3 separate regions of the Homo sapiens genome follow, and all the other regions are linked to region 3. The links are chromatin contacts, found by Hi-C or POLR2A ChIA-PET in ENCODE. All regions are on one chromosome and are shown on one strand. The core of a region is the stretch at or near the end of the contact, and the rest is flanking DNA. Distances in the headings are between cores, read along the strand shown. Region 1 holds the start of BPNT1 (3'(2'), 5'-bisphosphate nucleotidase 1). Region 2 holds the start of DISP1 (dispatched RND transporter family member 1). Region 3 holds the start of DUSP10 (dual specificity phosphatase 10).

Evidence for each region. Hi-C counts contacts between places; a loop is a spot of excess contacts on that map. ChIA-PET counts read pairs that join two places held with the same protein, here RNA polymerase II (POLR2A). Pooled maps may share reads with other maps.
Region 1: a loop to region 3 is called in a pooled map, with 7 times the contacts of the local background. The contact joins the promoter of BPNT1 here to the promoter of DUSP10 in region 3. A Hi-C loop is called at or near these places in 3 of 37 single-sample maps with no recorded cell type and 8 of 50 pooled maps.
Region 2: a map of ascending aorta shows a loop between it and region 3 (8-fold over the local background). The contact joins the promoter of DISP1 here to the promoter of DUSP10 in region 3. A Hi-C loop is called at or near these places in 2 of 168 maps with a recorded cell type or tissue (ascending aorta and naive thymus-derived CD4-positive, alpha-beta T cell) and 7 of 50 pooled maps. POLR2A ChIA-PET finds 5 or more read pairs at or near these places in 1 of 52 experiments (OCI-LY7).

What each region holds. Positions count from the first base shown.
Region 1 is chr1:220,088,491-220,091,478 of GRCh38, reverse strand. BPNT1 (3'(2'), 5'-bisphosphate nucleotidase 1) reads left to right here and starts at 1,691. Exons shown (of 9, transcript NM_006085.6): 1 at 1,691-1,793. RefSeq lists an enhancer at 1,391-1,580.
Region 2 is chr1:222,813,340-222,816,344 of GRCh38, reverse strand. DISP1 (dispatched RND transporter family member 1) reads right to left here and starts at 1,306. Exons shown (of 9, transcript NM_001377229.1): 1 at 1,267-1,306. RefSeq lists silencers at 1,346-1,445, 1,536-1,615 and an enhancer at 1,856-1,915.
Region 3 is chr1:221,740,682-221,743,462 of GRCh38, reverse strand. It overlaps DUSP10 (dual specificity phosphatase 10), which reads left to right and starts at 1,374. Exons shown (of 4, transcript NM_007207.6): 1 at 1,374-1,482. RefSeq lists silencers at 138-617, 2,338-2,387 and enhancers at 391-1,028, 838-1,037, 1,368-1,557, 1,029-1,666, 1,667-2,304 and 1 more.

The DNA.
Region 1 (2,988 bases), core at 442-2,941, 1.7 Mb after region 3:
TGCTGAATTCAACTATGCCGTTTTCTCGTAAAACCTATGAGAGGATACAATGAACACTTGGGAGATGGCTACTCTTTAGGATGACTGCAGATTTCTATTCTCACTTGTTGAGCTTACCTTGCATTATGTTTGTCTTTATTTAAGCCATTTGTACTTGTCATGTAATTATACAATTTAATTATAAAAACCAAAGTATGGCCAGGTGCAGTGGCTCATGCCTGTAATCTCAGCACTTTGGGAGGCCGAGGCGGGCGGATCATGAGGTCAGGAGTTCGAGACCAGCCTGGCCAACATGGTGAAACCCCGTCTTTACTAAAAAAAAAAAAAATGCAAAAACTAGCTGGGCTGGGTGGTGTGCGCCTGTAGTCCCAGTTACTCAGGAGGCTGAAGCAGGAGAATAGCTTGAACCCTGGGAGGCAGAGGTTGCAGTGAGCCGAGATCAAGCCATTGCACTCCAGCCTGGGCGACAGAGTAAGACGCCGTCTCAAAAAATATATATATGTATATATGTGTGTGTGTGTGTGTGTGTATATATATATATATATATATATATATATATATATATATGGTTAAAGTAATATAATTTAAGTTATGTATATTTTTCCACTTCCCAAAAAGGGTCTACTTAACTCACAGAGTTATTGTGAAAATCAAATGAAGACGTAAAAGCCTTTTTAAGCTGGGCGCAGTGGCTCACACCTGTAATCCCAGCACTTTGGGAGGCCGAGGTGAGCAGATCACCTGGGGTCAGGAGTTCAAGACCAGCCTGGCCAATATGATGAAACCCCGTCTCTACTTAAAAAACAAACAAAATTAGCCCGGCGTGGTGGCGCGCCTGTAGTCCTAGCTACTTGGGAGGCTAAGGAGGAAGGATCGCTTGAACCCAGGAGGAGGAGGTTGTAGTGAACCTAGACTGCGCCACTGCACTCCAGCCTGGGCGACAGGATGAGACACTGCCCCCTTCCCCAACCACGCCCCCCAGTAAAAGATCCCATCTGTACACAAAAAATATTTTAATTAGCTGGGTGTGGTGGCGCGCACCTCCACCAGTAGTCCCAGCTACACGGAAGGCTGAGGCGGGAGGATGGCTTGAGCCTAGAAGTGGGAAGGCAGCAGTGAGCCGTAATCGACTCTGGGCGACAGAGCAAGCTATCTATCGCTTAAAAAAAAAAAAAAAAAAAAAAAAAAAAAGGTAAGCAAGCATCTTTGACACAATTCTGCATAAAGTTGCTGTGTTATTGCGTGGGGAGTGGGAGGTGGAGGTGTGTGTGGTGGACCTGCTGAAGCCTGTCCACGGACCGCTAGGGGTTCGAAGTTAAATAGCCGCAGAGTGGTATCACTAATACAAAGAACATTTTAAAACAGTGAACTCTACGAAGTGGGCTGGAAGACAGCTGAAACCAAAACCAATCTTTTTTTTGTTTCAACACACTGTTGCTGGCTTAATGTGTTCTTTCCTTCTTCTTTTTCTTTTTTTAGCCAATCTTTGAAAGTTGACACATCTTTCGCTTTTATTTAATGCAACAGGTGACTTGCACCTACGGAGAGCTTGGAGAAAACACGGACAAGTGGAATTTTCCCGCGGATCAGGAGTCTAAAGAGGCAGTGTGAAATCGCTGTTGTGCGCTTGCGCGCAGTTTCCCGCATGCTCAGTAGCTGAGGTAGGGATGCCATCCTTCTCAAAAGACTTATTGACAGTGCCAAAGCTCGGTACTGGACACAACGAGGGACCTGGGTCTACGATAACGCGCTTTTGCTCCTCCTGAAGTGTCTTTGGTCCAACGTTGTTCCAGGTTTGTCACCGTTTCTCTCCGGCCGGTCAGGGCAAGAGCCAGGTAGATAGGATTTATGTTAAAAAAATAAAACGAAAAAGGTTTATGTGAATCAGATTGCTTCTCCAGATATTCTAACTTCCGACTTGGACTCTTGAGTGTCGATATTTTAATTGTTTATCTGTGCTTTTATTTTCGTGATCCGGAAGGTTTTTATAGCCATATACTGTAGAAACAAGACAAACCTAGACATTGAGTTTGTTGATGCACCCAAATTTAGAAACTGCTTGGTACCTAAAATTAAATTTCTTTAAACAGCAAATATTCTTCCAACTGCCATTTCTACATATTTATAGGTTTGCGTGATTTATTTGGATTTCTCTGTAAATATAATTGTTGGTTCAAAAGATACGTACTTTATACTTTTATTAAGGTTCTCAAAACTCTCCTAAGAGGGTTCACCGCTTTGCCAACAATGCTCAGGAACATGTTCCCTCACACCCTTGCAAACTGGACAAAGGACAAACTCTTCTTCTTTCTTCTTTTTTCTTCTTCTTCTTCCTCCTCCTTCCTCCTCCTTCTTTTTTTTTTTTTTTTTTTTTTTTCGAGACGGAGTCTCGCTCTGTCGCCCAGGCTTGAGTGCAGTGGTGCAATCTCGGCTCACTGCAAGCTCCACCTCCCAGGTTCACGCCATTCTCCTGCCTCAGCCTCCCGAGTAGCTGGGACTACAGGCGCCCACCACCAAGCCTGGCTAATTTTTTTTGTATTTTTAGTAGAGACGGGGTTTCACCGTGTTAGTCAGGATGGTTTCGATCTCCTGACCTCGTGATCTGCCCGTCTCGGCCTCCCAAAGTGCTGGGATTACAGGCGTGAGCCACCGCGCCCAGCCTTTCTTTCTTTCTTTTTTTTTTTTTTTTAAGACAGGTTCTAGCTCTGTCCCCCAGGCTGGAGTACAGTGGTGCCATTATGTCTCACTGCAACCTTGACCTCCCAGGGTCTGGTGATTCTCCCACCTCAGCCTCCCGAGCAGCTGGGACTACAGGCATGTGCCACCACACCATCTAATTTTTGCATTTTTTTGTAGAGACGAGGTTTTGCCATGTTGCCCAGGCTGGTCTCGAACTCCTGAGCTCAAGCAATACACCAGCCTTGGCCTCCCAAAAAGTTCTAGGATTACGGGTGTGAGCCACTGCATTCAGCGACAATTTTTTTTTTT
Region 2 (3,005 bases), core at 57-2,556, 1.1 Mb before region 3:
TCTTTGTAATTACACTGAGTGAAACACTATATTATGTAGATTAGGAAGCACATATTAATCACATCCAATAAAACATAAATGCAAGGTAAATAATAACTAAATCAATAATTACCTTTGGTAATAATAATGAGCCCACATACCAAACACTGGCCACTGGGGAAAACTAAATGTGCTAATGTGCGTGTAACAACAGATCTTGGGTTATCAATATTTTTAAAAAACACTGACAATGGCAAATATTTATATATATATATATATATATATATATATATTTCCTTACAGCAGAAATAAAAAGGAACAGTAAAATCTTAAGAACTGCTAGTAATTTGCTGCACCCTGATGTAAAATTGCCTTTATTGGTTAAACTAAAAGACTAAACCCAACAAAATAGCTTTTAGAAAAAATGTGTTAGAAAGTTGGACAGAAAAACAATGAGTTGAAACTGCAAACATTGACAGCACTGGCTTTCCATGTGATTATCACCATAATTCTGAACGCATTTAGTTCATCCCATGACAAGGGAAATAAGACAAGCTAAACTCTGCAGGGTAGAGAAGAGTCCAAAAGGAAAACTTTGGTTGTCTTCCTTGGGTGAAGAGAACTCTCAACTACTATCAGTTTGACAAAGACACGCAGAATCTGGGTGAAGCAAGAATTCGAGCGGTCCCTAGGAATATACAATATTTTCCCGAAATCCACACGCGCGGAGCGGGATATATTTCTAAAAACAAAAAACAAACTGCATGAATTGCAAATGAAGCAATAGGAGTTCAGCATCCAATAGGTGGCTGGTCATCTTTCTGGTTCGTTAGGTCAAGACGTCCTTCTCACCTACGACCCTCAGAGAAGGACTGACTCCCTCCTCTGTAACCTCTCCCTGGAAGCCAACCTTTGCCATCTCCTGCCATCCTCTCAGTCAATCCGCCAGGACCCGGGACACGCCCCCACGAATGACTACTTTCCTCCGAGATGCAACTCTGCCCCGTGTCATCCGCAACCTCCAGTCTCAGGGCCTCTTTGGCCTCAGGGTCCCCGGTGCCTCCCTCCTCAGTCCCTAAAGGCTGCCCTTAGGGCTCTCCTGGTTCCCCGTTCTCAGTCCTGGCCCTTCTCTCAAGCCTGGGGTCCCGGATTTCCCTCCACACGCGCGGGAGATGCCGACTCTCCCGTCCCTACCCGGTCTCCCAGTCCCGCGGCGCCGGGCGGCGGCGCGCCGAAAGGCATCCACTGAGGAAACAAGTGCCTGCAACGTTCCGGCTGCGAACTCACCTCCAGTCCGGGCTCTCGGATGCTGGCCCGGAGCCGGGCTTCCGCCTGGCGCGGTCCGCGTCGCGAGCGGGACCGGAAGTCCCGCCCCTCGCCCGCTCCCGGCCCGCTCCCGGCCCGCTGGCCTCGCTTGACTACCGCTCCCCGGGAGAGGGATCGCCGGCGGCGGGCGACGGGCGGCTGGCAAGGGGCAGAGGGCAGAGGGGCTTGGCTTGAAAGGGCGAGGCAGGCGCCAAAAAAATTCCCTCTCGCGCTCCTGCTCTTTCTAGTGTATCCATCGACCAGTGTGCAAATGCTTGACCAAGCGTCTATTCTGCCCAAGCCCAGTGAGGCACAAGATGACTCAGACACTGACCTCTGTCCTCACAATCTAGTTAAAAGTTGACATAAGTAAAAACAGAAGTAAATCACGCCACAAGACAGTGTTTCTTCTTTCATTATTCAGATTATTATCACCTGCTATATAGGCCTGTGAACAACCAGGCACTGCTGTAGGGGCTGGGGATAGAGCGAACAGAGGACAGCCCCACTCTCGTGAGGCTTACACTCAGGGCGAGGAACTAGCTATAGAATAAATCGAACAGCGGCGGCTCCCTCGGGAGGCTTATGCACAGAAACAAAAATATATAAGCAATGAAACCATCAAGTGTTAGAGGCACTCTGGTGGTGCTGTAGGGAACGGTGCAATGTAGAGAGCTGGGCGGAGAAGGCTTTCTAGAAATAATGACTCTTCAATTGAGACTGAAATAAATGATGAATAAGAGTTAAAGGACAGGCACAGTGGAGAAGGGCATGCAGAGAAGAAGGACGTTATGGAGTGAGAGCTTGGCTTGTACCGGTAGCTGGCCAGGAGTTAAGCAAAGTGTCAGATGGCAGATGCAAGAGCAAGCATAATGAGAAGAGACAAGGCCAAATCATGAAGAACGTTGTGCCCTATGCTTAAAAATTTTGGACTTCAGAGACTCCGTGCAACGGAATCCGTGGGGTCATCTAAGGGAATAGACAAAACAGTGAGTCATGGGGTTGACTAGGGGGATTGTCCTAGTCATCAAAGAAAAATAATACATCATGAATAGCATGTTTTATCCTTGAGGGTGCTTTCTTGAACTGCCATACCCAGATGTAAAGGCAATAGACGGCTACCACAACCCTATAAAGGCAGGACCACAAGGGATCATACCCCTCAGGTTGCTGCATTGAGCAAATCACCCCAACCAACTGAGATGCTAACTGAAGTCACAGGGAACTATGGAATGGGCCCAGAAGAAAGAAGCTTCAACACCAGCTACAGTAATGAGGACTGTTGCATTTTTTGTTTGTTTTCTTTGCTACCAGTGTTTAATAAATACTCTCTTGCACACCAAGCCCTTTCTTTGCCTTTTTAAAAAGGAATGGTATAATACATACATTTTTCTTTTTTTCTCCTTTTGCCAGCAAAAGGCCATACATTGCAATATATGGAGATAGGATTACAGTAGAAGAAAATGAGGAATGGATATCGTGTAGAAAGTCTGTACTTAGAGGGCATAACATCAACTCTAAGTGAAGTAAAAGGTCACGCGTTTGGGTTTTCTCCCATTGGGAAGGTTAGTAGTCCATTTGTGGTGATACTTGAAATAACTGATTCACATAGCGGCAAGGTGTATTTTTGAAAGGATGGAAAGAAGAGAGTGTGTATGTGGTGTGATGTGGGGGGTGTGTGTGTGTGTGTGTGTGTGTGTGTGTGTGCCCACGCTGGGTGC
Region 3 (2,781 bases), core at 125-2,624:
CGGCCAGCTACCTGGCGCCGGCCAAAGTCAGGGGAGCGGGGAGAGGCGGCGTCACCTCCTCCACGCTCCTCCGGCCCCATTCAATCTAGCTATTTGCACTCGGCTCTGGCTCTTTTCCGCCAGCTGCGGCTGTTCCAGAAGCGCCGGGCTGCCGGTCCTGGCCTCGGCAGGGGCCGTGCGGGACCGAGGGGTGGCGGCCGAGGCATGTGGGGCGGGTGGGTTGCGCGCTGCTGGCACGGCGCGGGGACCCAGCGCGCCAGGCGGGAAAGGGGGGCGGCGGCGGGCGGGGACCCAGACCCGGAGGGGCAGCGGGCGCGTAGCGGGCCCCAGGACGCCCGGCCAGGGGATTGGCCTCTGCACCGCTGCTCAGGGCGCGTCCCTTGCCGCCTCTGGCGTCGACTCAAGCCTCCTCCTCCGAGCAGCCCTCAGTGGCGCCGCCTTAGTGCTCTGGGTCGAGCCCCGGGAGGGTTAGCCTGGGGACGGCAGGGGCGTGACCGTGGCGCGGAAGTAGGTGAGCAGCAGGGCGGCGCGCGGCGGTCAGGCCGGGACAGCCAGAGGGGCAGCGACATCTGCGGGCGGGCGGGCGGGAGGCGGACGCTTCCCGGGCGGAGCAGGGCCCTCCGGAGGACGCAGGCCGCGTCGAGGCTGAAGGGCCTCCCTGTCCGGGACGGTCAGCTGCCAAGTTCGGGCCCTTAGCGCGTGGCCCCGGGCCGCGGCTCGGAGCGGAAGCGTCGCCCCTGGCTGCGCGCTCATGCTGGTCCTAGCGCAGAAGACCCGGCGAGGTCCGCGAATTTTGGCTTAGCGTTTGTCAAGTCACCTCGAGCGACTCGGAGAGAACCCGGCTTTCCCACTAGGGACGGTGATCGCAGTCTCTTTCCTTTAGAAAGTTACTCCGATACTTTTGATCATCTGTCCATAGTAAGGAGGAAAAATAGCGTGGTTTGTCCCCGGGTGAGGGAGTGTTGGAGGATCCCGTCCAGTGGGAAGAGCCAGTTTTAGCGGAGCAGCGCGTCCAGCCCGCTGACACTTCAGCCTGGTAAAGGGTTAACTGCATCCTGCCGGTTCGGTTTACATGTAAATAGAGAGCAGCTGCTCCGCGCGGCCCCGGCTGGCTCTTTTAAGTTTTTGATTGGTTGCCAATGACATCACCGCCCGTGTTTTAACACCGAGGACCCAGAGCAGCTTCGGATAAACCCTCCTTAAAGAGATGAGGCCACGCCTTCTTACCCGCCCCCTAGGCTGCCCATTGGTCGCGGGGCTCTGTGAGGTAGCGGTCGGCTTTCTCCGGATTCTTATTGGCCCAACCCGCCGTCGGTCGGCGGCGAGTCCGCCCCCTCAGAACCTTACATTTACAGTGTAGCAAAAGAGAAAGTAACTATGTTGCTGCTGGAGATCAATGAAGCCGAGTGAATGGGGGCTGAATGTGCGAGTCCATAGCTGAAGAGGAGCGCCAGATGGTGGAGGAATACACTTATTTATGAAGTAAGTGGAAGTCACCGCGACTACTCCTGAGAGCCCGGGACTGGAGGTGGAGGATTGTAAGGCGGTGCTTGTGTGAGTGTGAGTGTGTGTGTTTGTGTGTGTGTATCTGTGTGTGTGTGAGAGAGAGACAGAGACAGAAAGATAGAGATGCGATGCTGACGGAGGAGCTACAGCAGGTAGGGTTATAAGGTTCCGGCCGTTGGCTCCTGCTACCCTGTGCGTTTACTCCCTGCAGTCTACTTGGATTTGGGGCGAAGAAAAAATGAGGTTTGTTGGGATGCTTTGCGGCAGTTTTAAATGCTCGGGGCTCATTAGTGCGCTGTGTGCCGAGGAGTGAAGCGGGGGGCGGGGGGATGTTAAGTGCTCCAGGAATGGGGAAGAAGCATTCTCTAACCACTTAATTTTCTCTCCAGCTCTTGCCTAGTGGTGGAAGGGAGAGGGGATAGCTCAGTATTTCTCTGGGAGATTTTCTGGGCCAGACTGGATGGTTTCACGGGCAGTATGTACGCCCGACCCTCTGCTGCAGGGATGCAGGTCTCTCTATACACTCCGTGTGTGTGTGTGTGAGCCTTGAACTCTGTGTGGAGGTGGGGGTCCCAGCGCGTGTCTCTGTGAACACGCTTATGCGTCCCTCTCAGAAGAAATGGTATGTTGATCCTGGACGTGTCCTACCAGGTAACACAATAGCAAAGACTTTCACCGCTTGGTCCAACCGGGAAACAGTTATAGCTTCTGGAATAGAACTCGCTCTTCAGAAAAAATACTACGCAAGGGAAGGGGGGTTGACTCCTTCGCTCCCATCCAAAGGTGGGTGAGAGAAACCCGAGTCGTTGGAGATCTGCCGACGTGATGGGTGCGTGCCCCGTGTGCGCGCGTGAGTGTGGATTCCGCCTGTGACACTTTGGTTCTGTGTCAGAGAATGGTGACGGTCGTGTGTAGACGGATGAGAATGGTGACGGTCGTGTGTAGACGGATGATAGATGGCATTTTTCCTGATAGCTCTTAAAGTTCGTTTAGGTGAGCGTCTCTTGGCGTGGGGTTTGGCGTCTTTGCTATGTGCATGTCTAATAGAAGAAGAAGAGTTAGCAAGCCTGAGTTGTAGAGTGCCCCTGTGCCTACAGGAGGAAGGAGCTGTCTTTTTGCAGACACTCTGAAATCAGAGATAGATCCGGTGGGCAACAATTCACTGTCCCTTTCAACGAGTACAGGCTAATTGGGAGGTCCTCTTTACGGAATCAGTACTCTTGAAGGGGGGATATCTGTATGGGATTGAAACCTTATACAACGTGGCTGCCTCCC